3 separate regions of the Homo sapiens genome follow, and all the other regions are linked to region 1. Evidence: chromatin contacts called from ENCODE Hi-C or POLR2A ChIA-PET data. All regions are on one chromosome and are shown on one strand. Each heading gives the region's core, a stretch centred on a gene start or an enhancer-like site at or near the end of the contact. The rest is flanking DNA. Distances are from core to core; before and after follow the strand shown. Region 1 overlaps PRKCE (protein kinase C epsilon). Region 2 overlaps LOC124907762 (a long non-coding RNA gene). Region 3 overlaps EPAS1 (endothelial PAS domain protein 1).

The links. A loop is a pair of places that touch in the nucleus more often than their neighbours do. ChIA-PET counts read pairs that join two places held with the same protein, here RNA polymerase II (POLR2A). Pooled maps may share reads with other maps.
Region 2: a map of PC-9 shows a loop between it and region 1 (13-fold over the local background). The contact joins two enhancer-like sites. A Hi-C loop is called at or near these places in 1 of 168 maps with a recorded cell type or tissue (PC-9) and 1 of 50 pooled maps. POLR2A ChIA-PET finds 5 or more read pairs at or near these places in 2 of 52 experiments (HepG2 and PC-9).
Region 3: a loop to region 1 is called in a map of endothelial cell of hepatic sinusoid, with 4 times the contacts of the local background. The contact joins two enhancer-like sites. A Hi-C loop is called at or near these places in 1 of 168 maps with a recorded cell type or tissue (endothelial cell of hepatic sinusoid). POLR2A ChIA-PET finds 5 or more read pairs at or near these places in 1 of 52 experiments (HepG2).

What each region holds. Positions count from the first base shown.
Region 1 is chr2:46,162,872-46,166,769 of GRCh38, reverse strand. All of the region lies in intron 14 of PRKCE (protein kinase C epsilon), which reads right to left. Among named protein-coding and RNA genes, the nearest start is that of EPAS1, 130 kb to the left of the region's middle. Within about 2 kb of position 1,694, at least 17 of the 41 ENCODE cell types and tissues checked have a DNase peak (open chromatin) inside an H3K27ac peak, as active enhancers do; they include PC-9, where a contact is called at or near this core.
Region 2 is chr2:46,407,629-46,411,526 of GRCh38, reverse strand. It overlaps LOC124907762 (a long non-coding RNA gene), which reads left to right. Exons shown (of 2, transcript XR_007086306.1): 1 at 1-2,118. Among named protein-coding and RNA genes, the nearest start is that of LINC01820, 15 kb to the right of the region's middle. RefSeq lists an enhancer at 2,087-2,661. Within about 2 kb of position 2,271, at least 21 of the 41 ENCODE cell types and tissues checked have a DNase peak (open chromatin) inside an H3K27ac peak, as active enhancers do; they include PC-9, where a contact is called at or near this core.
Region 3 is chr2:46,384,307-46,388,204 of GRCh38, reverse strand. EPAS1 (endothelial PAS domain protein 1) reads right to left here. Exons shown (of 16, transcript NM_001430.5): 16 at 1,508-3,696. The coding sequence ends at 3,545. Among named protein-coding and RNA genes, the nearest start is that of LINC01820, 7.9 kb to the left of the region's middle. RefSeq lists an enhancer at 3,258-3,757. Within about 2 kb of position 1,829, at least 7 of the 41 ENCODE cell types and tissues checked have a DNase peak (open chromatin) inside an H3K27ac peak, as active enhancers do.

The DNA.
Region 1 (3,898 bases), core at 445-2,944:
ATCTGCCTGCCTTGGCCTCCCAAAGTGCTGGAATTATAGGTATGAACCACAGTACCCAGCTATTCCTGTTAATAATTCCATGAGTGAAGAATTATCATAGTATCCCAATTTTACAGATAAGGAGGCTCAAGGAAGCCAGAGGTCCAGGGGTGAGGTGAATTCTGAGTGTCACATGGCTTTCCTGTGAGAGCAATTTTCTTCCAACCCAAGTCTCTCAGAAGTCAAAGCCAGTATCCTGTCCACTGTACCATGCCACCCGCTGGGTCAACCACCAAAAACAGGTTTCTGGACTTTTCCCATGCCCTCCAGCCCTGGATCAGAGTCCTGGCTCTTGGAGGGCTCTTGTAGCCTCTTGGATGGTAAGCCGCTTGGATGTGGTGGACACAGTCCAGGGGGATGTCCTCGTGAGGGGCTGCAGAACTCAGCCTTGCTCCTGCCCCAGCTCTGCCAGAACAGAGGATGAGGATGGTGTCATGACTGGCCTCCATCATCACAACCCATGTTATCAGGTGGTCCCTAGGCAGGTGGGCTGGCTTCAGGGGAAGGGGCTGCCTGTTCAACAGGGCTCCTCCTCAGGTCGCTAAGTTGGTGAAGTGTGCGGGTCTCGAGCCCACTTCCCAGGTTTTCTCTCAGCACAGCCCAGTCATGCAGGAGCATGCAGGAGAGGCCTCCCTCGGGGGTCCCGCCATGCAGCGCGGATGGCTGGATGGAAACGGATCATGAGGTTGAGAGGGGCCTCTATGTCACCGGGCCTGAGGGCTCACCTACCTGGAGAGACTCCCCACTCTGGAGGCCTTACCTTAAAGAGGGACATTCACACTGAAGCAAACTTGAAAAAAGAGAACATGTACACAAAGAGAAGTTTACTTGGCCAGCATTTCCCTCATTGCCTCTGGCTTTCACTGAGGACAACTAGGTTTCTGGGGAGGCAAATCTCTCCCTCCTACGCTGGCTTCCCCCCATTCCAGTGCTGAAGCCCTGGGAGCCAGAGTCTCAGAGCTGAACGCTTTTGAGGGGAAGGAATGGGTACACAGCGGAGAAGCCAGGAGTGAGCAGAACATCCCCAAGATCTGCAAGGTCAGATGATGCCCTTCAACCACACCAAACACATCGCTCTGCCCCTCCAGTCCCCAGAGAAGGCAAGCCCATCAGTAACACAAAAGCGAAATGTGCTACTGTTATTGGCAATTAGACAAGGCCATCATCTTGGGATGAAATCCCCAATGGGATAGACCAGTGAATTCTAGGGTTGGAGATTTTCTCCAGCATCGAAGGCTTTGGCTCCAGCCTTGCTGGCTTTCCTGTCTCCCCAACCCCTCAGTGCTGGAGTATTTGCCACCAAACAGCCCCCCACTGTGTGTCCTTGCTCTGAAGCAAGCCACCCCCGGAAAATTGACTTGAGTACATGATGGTGCAAAGTCTTTGGTTTGGTGTTGATGGCACATCACTTGCACAAACTCAGTTCATTATGTGGGTGGACAGAGGGTGAACAAGAGGAATACAAAAGGGAAAGTGGAGGAGGGAGAGTACGTAAGAGAGCTGAGAGAACGAAAGACAGGAAAGTCTCCACGCTGAAGCAGAGGCCACTGAAAACTGCACTGGGTGGGGGTTAGTACAAAGGGATGTTGGCCTGTAGTCAGGAAACCCAGTTGGACTAGTGACAGCTGGTGAGTCAGGGCAGGGGTTAGACAAGGGAGGCTTAGGAGCCGGGGGAGCAGAAATCTCAGCTTAGCAGACATCTCAAGAAGGCAAAAGCCTGGGGGGAATAGAAGCCAACTGAGGTATGTGATGGAACCTGACCAGAGGCCAAATTCCAGCTATGAATCTGGACAATCTCCTTGGTGATAGCTTCAGAGGGGCGAGGCTTCCTGTGCAGGAATGGAAGTCAGGCCTGAAAGCTGTTGTGCTGTTGCATCCTCGGCCTCTGTGGTGGTGACCCAGGGGTCCCCAGCCTCTAGCGAGCCAGCCTGGGCAGAGTACAGCCTTGTTGTGCCTGGCAGGTTCTTCCACGAAGGGGCTCTGTCCTTGTAGTGAGAGTGGAGAGGGTCAGGAGCTCTGCAAAAATATGCCACTGCATCCTGGCTCTTGTAAGTGACATGACCTCTCCCAGCCTCACCTCCAGCACCAACCACCTGACAAAACCAGGTCCTCCTTGTATCAGACAGGCAGGGCACCCCCCGCCCCGGGTCACCCAGATTCAGTATGGCCAGCTGAGGAGTGGGGTAATTCAGGTTTCTGGAGACTGGTGTCATTCTAGTATGATGCCAAAAGGGCATGGCTTGGAAGCAAGTGGAGGTAACACACGACAGAGGAAACCTGGAGCTCCCTCAGGGGCTTCAGGCACTTGACTGAGTCACCTTGGAGGTATTCAGTTTTACCAGATTAGGGCACTTGTACAGCTGCCTTCCTTGCTTGTTTAAACACACGCCCAATGTCTCCTTGAGGCCACCATCAAATTGCAAGGCTGATGGTGTTTGCTCACAGACTTGATCCTTTCCCTTCTCACGGTGTCTTGCCTTTGACCTGGAGTCTGTCAAAGACCCAGGACCAACAACTGCACATTGTCCCTGGCTGCTTGTGATCCAGTAACTTGGAGGTTTTTTCCCAATGTCGGGATCTAAACCAGTTTTCCCTCTTCCCTCTGTCAAAGCCCTTTCTTTCCCAGCTCTGCTAGGAAGGCATCTCACATGTCCTCAAGTTATTTGATACCTTAAGCCCAAGGAAATCCTGTCTTGTGATGGCAATCTGCCCCCTGAATAGAAGCCACCTCACCACAACCTCTGTGGGGTGCACCTCAGCTTCCCCGTGTCTCTCAGTGGCCTCTGTGGGGTGCGCCTCAGCTTCCCTGTGTCTCTCAGTGGCCTCTGTGGGGTGCACCTCACCTTTCCCGTGGCCTCTGTGGGGTGCACCTCAGCTTCCCTGTGTCTCTCAGTGGCCTCCGTGGGGTGTGCCTCAGCTTCCCCATGTCTCTCAGTGGCCTCTGTGGTGTGCACCTCACCTTTCCCGTGGCCTCTGTGGGGTACGCCTCAGCTTCCCCATGTCTCTCAGTGGCCTCTTTGGGGTGTGCCTCAGCTTCCCCGTGTCTCTCAGTGGCCTCTGTGGGGTGTGCCTCAGCTTCCCTGTGTCTCTCAGTGGCCTCTGTGGGGATGAAGCTCAGCTTCCCCGTGTCTCTCAGTGGCCTCTGTGGGGTGTGCCTCAGCTTCCCTGTGTCTCTTAGTGGCCTCTGTGGGGAGTGCCTCAGCTTCCCCGTGTCTCTCAGTGGCCTCTGTGGGGATGAAGCTCAGCTTCCCCGTGTCTCTCAGTGGCCTCTGTGGGGTGTGCCTCAGCTTCCCTGTGTCTCTTAGTGGCCTCTGTGGGGAGTGCCTCAGCTTCCCCGTGTCTCTCAGTGGCCTCTGTGGGGATGAAGCTCAACTTCCCCGTGGCTCTCAGTGGCCTCTGTGGGGTGCACCTCAGCTTCCCCATGGCTCTCAGTGGCCTCTATGGGGATGCACCTCAGCTTCCCTGTGTCTCTCAGTGCCCTCTGTGGGGTGCCCCTCCACTTCCCCATGGCTCTCCAGTGGCCTCTGTGGGTGGCCATCTGTTTTGCCTGTGGTAAGGCTGACTCTGCTTATGCAGCACAGAGTTGTCCTCACTGCTGGTACCTGAGCTAGGCAGGCACCCACATCCCCGGGGTCAACCCTGAGTTGGTTACAGGGGCGCGATGGCGTATGAAAACCTCAAGTGAGTTTTCCCACTAGTCTTTTGAGGCTTTCTGAGATGAGAAATGCAGTATGTGCATCACTGCCATGGGCTTTAATCCTTGGGCTTTATTTATTTCTGCTTTTTCTACACAAGCCCACGGATGACTCGGGCTGGTGCCATTGACATTTTTCAGAAAAGAGCTTTTGATTTAGGGACA
Region 2 (3,898 bases), core at 1,022-3,521, 240 kb before region 1:
CTGTGTGCTGATTTCACTCCTGTCTCACAGTGGCCATGCCCCATTCCTGGGTTGGTGACCCCTGACAGCAGTGAGCATTCTGGTCACTATTACTCATATACCTCACCCAATGTAAATGAATGCATTTAGATGGGATTTTATAGCTCTCTTCTGCATTGGATCAGCATCAGTTGATTACTAATAAGTATTTTCATCTCTGCATGAATGACGGAGTCCTCTTCCTGGTCAGTTAAGGCCAGACTCTGATCATGGTAAATTTGCTAAGAAATGCCAAAGCAGCGTCACCCTCTGAGGTCCCTTGGTGTTACCACCCTTTTGTCAACTCATGTATGATCCCACCTGATTCATTCAGTTCAAAGCTTTAACACGGCTAGAAGCCTCTGAAGGGAGCTATGAAGCATGCCAGCTGGTCATTTGAGCACCAGGGCCCTGGTGCCTGGTTCCAGTTCTCACTTGCCACTTCCCAGCTGTGTGACTTCTGTGAGTTTAGCAACCTCTCTGGGCTCAGTTTTCTTATGGGGATGATAACAGTTAATGGCCTCAGCATAGGTAAGGGATTAAGTGAATAAAGACATATAAGGACTCCACACAGGGCCTGGCACACTGGAAAGGCTCAGCGAGTGTTTGCTCTGATGATTCTCAAGCATTGTTATCTCTTAACTTGCTTTTTAATATTCATCTTTTTCAGCAAGGCCCTGAACCTCCCCTCTTCACCACGTGCATTCATTCATCCATCCCTCTGTCCAACTTCATCTAATGGGGCCAGCGTGGCTACATCAACACAGCTGCCCTTGTGTTTCTGGAACAGTAAGAAGGGTTCTGAGCCCCATGAGAGCAGAAGCAGGCCTATATACCTTCACATCTGTATCCTCAGGGCCTGGATCAGGGCTGGCCCTGAAGAGGTACTCAGGAATGTTTGGTAAAGAAACGTTCTCAGCATTTGTCTTCCCAGCTGACCAGGAAGGTTCCACTTGATCCTGGGCACCCGTTCTGGGTACAGCATAGGCTATTGGCCAACACATGCTCAGCTGTGCCAAAGATGAGAGGAGCAGGGCATGTGCCTCGGGCAGCTCTGGTAGTTTCATTAAGATTCCTGTTTGCTGGGTATGTCGTGGGGAAGCTGATCATGGTGTTCCCACCACCACGGCTAGCTGGGAAAGCCTTGTCTCACCTACCTCCATCTCCTGCTTCCTGGGCACCTGCTTGCGGGAGAGAGAGAGAGCAATTCAGGTATGCCACAAGGGGAACTTACCTGCCTAAATGCAGGTTTGTCAAGAATTCTTGTCCAGCCAGAAAAAATCTTGTCAGGCTGAAGCGAAGTGATACATGATTTTTTTTTTTAAAGTCTGCTTTAAATTTCTCGTGGCTTCCAAAAAAGCGGCTAGCATACTTCCATATGGGATAAACTGGTATTCCATTAGATTAACTCATGCAACATTTTCTGAGAACCTACTGTGCCCCAGGTACCAGAGATGCCACAATGAGTAAAACCTACCCCACCAGGCTGTGCCATGTGGCCAGAAGAGCCCAGATGAGGAGGCTGTGGGTCTCTCCAGTAGCAGGTGTGGGGTCAGGCTCGTGGTCATCTTAGCCTCTTCCAGTCCTGCTTGTCTGGAGTCTGTGTGATGTAGGGGCAAGAGCACTGAGAGGACGTTGAAGGCCCTGGATTCTGTCTCTTGTTTGTCCTTCACCCGCTGAATGTCTGACAAATGGTTTCTTCATCTGTAAATGAGAGAGCCACACTAATTAAAGGTCTGGAAGGGCCCTTGAGGACACACATTCCATGTTCTGTGATCCCCACTTCTCTGTGTGTGTTTTCTCTTTTTTCTCTCAGCACACTGGGGCCAGACACTGCCGCTACATGTGGTGGAACCAAGTGACAGAGGGGGAGTAAGCGGAGGCTGGAATTTCTCCCTCTGTTGGCTCTCCCTGACCACCTGCCTGCTTAGCCTCTCCTCTTCCCCCAGTGAAAGTGCTGCAGCAATCTCGGCCTTTGGCACTCTCCTCAGGAATTTATGAAGCTTGTGATGTGAATGATGGAGCCAGCTAAGCCTCCTCTGCACTGACAGCTCAGCACAATGACCTGTTGGGTGATGAAAGAAATGCCAGGTGCTTCAGGTGAATTGGCTGGGATTGGGTAACTCAGAGAGTTGGCTCCAGAGTGTGTGTGTGTGTGTGTGTGTGTGTGTGTGTGTGTGTGTGTGTATTCATGGGACCTCACTTGAGCCAATGACACACCCAGACGGGACCTGGGCCAGCGGGCGTTGGGCCTGAGGTAAACGCCTGAGTCACTTTTGTCAACAGATCCTAGGCCCTGTCCACATATGGACTGGGAACCATGACTGCGCCTCACAATAGCCCAGCGAGGGCTGGTGTTTTTCCACTTAGAGTTGGTTTTGTTTCCCAAAGCTGAGCCTAATCCTTTTAACCCTTGCCTCTGGACTCCTCTTGGGGAGGAAGGGAACGCTATCCTTGCCTCACCAGCTCAGGTGGTTGTGCAACCAGCTCTAGGCGCGGGAGGAGGGCCAGGCCGCCTGTGTGTGCTCTGTGGGCAGGGCAGGTAGGCAAAAGGCCAAGTTTTAGGGCTGGACTCCTTCCCTGTGGGCTGGGGAGAGGGCTGAGGAAGGCTCCTGCTGGATCCCGGGGTTGGGATGGGTTCCTGGCTGGCTGGACTTCTGCCTACCCATCACCCTCTGTGACAGCCCCTTTCTTCGTGGTCCGGCCTTGCCTTCTTCCTCACTCTCTCACACTCCCTGCCAATCTCAGTCTTATCTCTCCTGTGGCTCGACAGAGAGCTTCCAGCCCAGGCCTCTCTGCCTAGCCCCAGATGCCCAGCCTCTGCCCAGCCCCAGATGCCCAGCCTCTGCCCTCAGGTGTCTCCAAGTCAGCGTGGGGCCCAGAAATGAGGATGCAGGCTCTGAAAACCACATCACAGCTCTGATTCTTACAGGGTTTTCAATCACACTACGCTTCAGTTTTCTCATCTATAGATATGGATAATAGCTGTGCCCTTCTCAAAGGTCCCCCCATGTGGGATTTAAATGAAATAATTCATATAAAGTTCCTAGATCTTGGCCTAGCACCTATTATTTTATTGTCTCTCTTCTCCAGCCCCAAACCTGCTCATGCTGCAGTCTCCCCGGTCCTGGTTTGTGGCTCAGTGGTTCACCCAGGCCACCCTGTGTCCTGCCCGTGCCCATATCTAGTCATCTCTAGGCCGCAGTCCTTGCTGCCTCTGCATTCCTGCGGCCCTGTGTTAGTTTAGGGCCTCTTTCTCTCTTTTCTGTAGTAGTGAGTTCCTAGCTCCTGAGCCAGCTGCATGATGCAGTCCCCAAATCTGATACAATCCTAATACAACGGCCCAATCCGATCATTACAAAAAGGCGGAGGAGCTCGCTATCAACTCCAGAATCAAGTCCACAACCTCCAAGGTGTGCGCAGCCTGGCGAGACCTGGGCTTTGCTCACCCTTCTGGCTTAATTCTCACCACACACTCCCCTGTAGCAGCCATGCCAAACCACGGCCCACGCTTCCGTCTCCTTGCCTTTGTTCGTGCTGTTCCTGCTTTCTGCTTTACACCTTTCCTGTATCCTTCTTTACCTGCTAGATGCCTGCTTTGCCATCAAGACAATAATCTTTTTTAAATTTAAATTTAAATTCTTTTGACTTTTAGGTGTAGGGTACATGTGCACATTTGTTAGGTAAATTGCATGAAAGACAATCTTAAATACATTTACAGACCCAGTAGCCAGACACTGTACTAACTGTGATTTACATGTATTCATATAATCTTTTCAACAACCTCTTGAAGTGGGTACCATTTATAAATGAGGAAACTGAGGCACAGAGAGGTTGGTAAGTTGACCAAGCTCATAGAATTAGTAACTGGCAGAGCCTG
Region 3 (3,898 bases), core at 580-3,079, 220 kb before region 1:
GGGAGCATTTAAGTCAGTCTTCACTGGATTGCTTGAGGCAAAACATGAAGCAGTGATGGCTTGTGTGGGTCTTGTGTCTTGTGCTTGGAGGCTGAGCTCCTCTGACCCATCAGGAACAATGGCTTCGTTGTGTTCCTGGCTTGCTCTGGCTTGCTCGCTGGACTTGGAAGCAAGAGGAGCTTTGAGCTGCCCAGCACCCCCAGGAGCAGGAGGGTATAATCATGGCCCAAGGACAGCACTGTGGACCCCATGGGACCCTGCAGTTGTTAGGGGGCTGGGATGGATAGCACCTTTCCAGGCCTGGATCCTGAATTAGCCAGTGCTTAGAGGCAACTCTGCTCCTGAAGGATGGGCTGAGATGTGTCAGTCACAGAAAAGCTTCAGAAAAGAACAGGTGATGTTTTCAGGAAGTCCAAGATGGCAGGCAAAGGTGGGTAGGAACCTGGCAGAGCCCAGAAACTCCAATCTGAAGGTCCAGGCCCCAAGATTTGGAAGAGAAGAGTAAGCAAAAGAACCAGAAGGAGGTCTAAAGGCTAAAGTAATAAAGACATGAATTTTCTATTTAGAAATGAGAACAGGGTCCTGTCATAAAATCAGCCTCCCAGCCATCAGTCTAAGGTGTAAGAGGAGAGACGCACTGGCCAGGAAGGGGTTTCAGTTTCATTTCTCCCATCAACAAGCTGTGACTTGCTTAAGTCATAAGATCCTCAGTTTCAGCTGTAGAATGGGTGCCCATGGCATTGCTTAGACCTAGGATCCAGTGAGCTAACAAGCTAACAAACATGTGAGACCATACTATATGGACCAAATGCTTAGGCAAAGTACATGCTGCTGGAATGGCTGGTTCTAGGGTAGACAGTGAGAGCGCAGGCTGCTGCACGGTCTCTCCCCTTGCCCCCATCTCTCCATGGAGACAAAGGTCTGCTCACAAGCAGGTCATGATCTGGAAAAGTGAAATTTGAATTGGGGAACATATCATGCTCATGTCCAGTTCTGGGCTTTCACTGTGCTCTGTCTCTGGCCGAGGGGATCTCTGCTCTTCCCAATCACAGTCTACCTGGGAAGACCCTACTCCAGCCCAGCCGCCTCCAAATTGAAGTCCTAATGCCCAGGCTGCCCCTTTCCCTTCGGGACCTCCATCCCAAAGTGCACTATGTGAATATACAGAACAGTGTGGCTCTCAAACGACTTCATGTAATTTTCTGAAAGCAGAGACCATGACTTCTTTCCTTGGGTTCCCCATAGGATACAAAAAATGGCCCCGAGGCACATAGATAGATAGATAGAAAAATACTTGCAGAAATATGGAAGATACAATATGAATTTTCAGACTTAGGCAACTACCAAGTATTTAACACAGTCTTTCCTTCACCAGTCTTATCAGCTCACTTCAGTAGTCTCATAAAGGTCTGTGCTAATGTTCAATTTATATGAACGACTTAATACTTCACTTTACATTGGCATAGCCCATGATAAATCCACAGGAAATAAGAGCCACCAGCAGTGGTAGGATCAGAATACTTTAATAAGATACCAGTGTCAAAATACATTTCCTTATAAAGTTAAGCTCCCATACAGTTATAATGTTGTCAGTAGGAATTCGACAATATAATAACGTTCATGAAATCGTTACGTTGACAGGTAGGGTTAATATGAAGCTTGGAATATTTTTCAGTGTTTTAGTAAAACTGCAAGGGTAAAATGCCCTTAATGCCAGGGCAACACACACAGGAAATCAAATACCAGCATTTACACGTCAGTAACCCTTCAAGTTCTGCCACCCTGTGTGGGGTAATGCCGTGCAGCTAAAATATGATTTACGCAACACCATGACTAAGGAATTTCTCATAGAACTTAAATTTCTTTTGAAAGCTATTTTTTGTTTTTGGCAATAAGTCTATCCGGGCTTACTAAATAGTTGGCCCAATGTGCTTTGTGTGTGTTTTTAGAAACTTCTTCATTGTACCCATTACAGAAAAGTTCCATGTAATTGGTATTGAAAAACCAGAGGTGTCGTCCCTCTTACCCAGGGAGTTGCAAAGTGCTCTGGGAACACTATTTTCAGTGCTTCCTACCTACATGTCACTGACCGACCCAGAGACCTCAGCCAGGGCCTGTGGCTAGGGGCCATCCCTGGAGGCCTTGCGGGGCCATCTGGCTGCCGGCTGAGTGGGGGCTGCAGGGCTGGTCTGGACCAGCTGCTCTCCCGCTGTGCAGCCTCCTCCTCAGTCCAGCTCCACGGGGCTCCAAGGTCGTGAGCTTGGAGGACGTGGACGGGGTCACTATACCATTTTTGACCCCTCATTTGCATGAATTCCCGTCTAAACCATCTCATGGTAGTTCTGGAAATGTCCAAATGTGCCGTGTGAAAGACCATCCGAGTCACATAGCTCAGTGCACTTGAAGGGCTAGCAACAAAACCTTAAGAAAAGTTAGAGCACTTCCCCGCCCCACCCCCCGACCCCACAACGTGCCATCAGACCCTCTTGGCAGCAATAATAATAATACATACATACATAGTACATAGAGAATGTGAGGGGATAGCGCGCAGTGCTCCCGCTGAATGACTCCACTGCTCGGATTGTCACACCTATGGCATATCACAGATGGCAAAAAGCCGACAGAGGGAGGCCTTCCACAGTGTCCGTACAGGCCGTGGGAGCACTGGACAAGTCTGCAGTGTCCACAACACTAAGAAAAATTAACAGCTTCGAAAAGATCTTAAAGTGATTTTGTGAGCAGGATTCCATTTCCGTTTCTAAGTTTTTAGATATTACAAAGTACCCATATATATGATAAACACTTAACCCAGATATAAATTTTCTCCTCTTTTAAAAAACTCAGTTATGTTTTTGAATAATAATAAAAAATCCACCAAATGCGGGGGAAAAACACCAGTTTAGGAAAAGCCACGCTGTGCAACTTTCACAGATAACCACATACGTTGGAGTTGACCCTTCACATTTCTTTTTTTCCAAAATTAGAGCAAAGAGTCAGCTTAAACAAAAAAAAAAAAACCCTGAAATTTACAATATGGTGATTAGTTTAAAAAAGAAACGAGAAGGGCTCTGCGAGGGAGACGCCACAAACCAAGCTTGGAAAGCAAAATCATTTTTGTTTCTCTTTGGCAACAACAATAACGAGGAATCTTTTTAGTAAAATGAAGCTAAAGCTTCTCCCTACAGAAGAACAGACATGCACCAAACTTGTTAGTATGGACAGTTGTGTGTGAGAAGGAGAAGGAGGGAGAGAAACCTATGGATAATATAAATTAGAAGTCATTGAAGGTGGGGAGGAAAAAAATCCTACAAAATTTAAGAACATTTCAGAACAGGTAAAACAATTGTGTACTTTAAAAATAGGGATAATAAAGTGAGCATCTCAGAAAAAGGCCACTGCTTGGTGACCTGGGCAAGTCTGCCAGGTAAGTCCATCTTGTAAATAGTGTGCTGGCGTTAGAAATACCTAGTTGCAAAAACAGACGGAGAGAGTGAAGCTGGTGGGACGGCGTCGGCAGAGGTGCTGCCCAGGTAGAAGGCCTGGCTCAGGTGGCCTGGTCCAGGGCTCTGAGGAGGTCCCCTCCTTGCAGGAGCGTGGAGCTTCCCAGCACGGGCACGTTCACCTCACAGTCATATCTGGTCAGTTCGGGCAGCAGGTAGGACTCAAATGAGGGCCCGAGCAGCCGGCTTGCCATGCCTGAAAGAAGGGTTGGTACCATAACTTAAAGGCCTAAATCGAACATTTGGAAAAGTGTCTACTTCTTTGTGACTGGGGGATACCAATAGAGCAGCCCTAATTTCACTCTGCTCCTTCAGTGGTGTCTGTCCCACGGCCTGCTGCATGCCCGGGGAACGTGTCTGCCTCCAGAACCACTGCCTCAGGTGGGGTGCTGAGACCC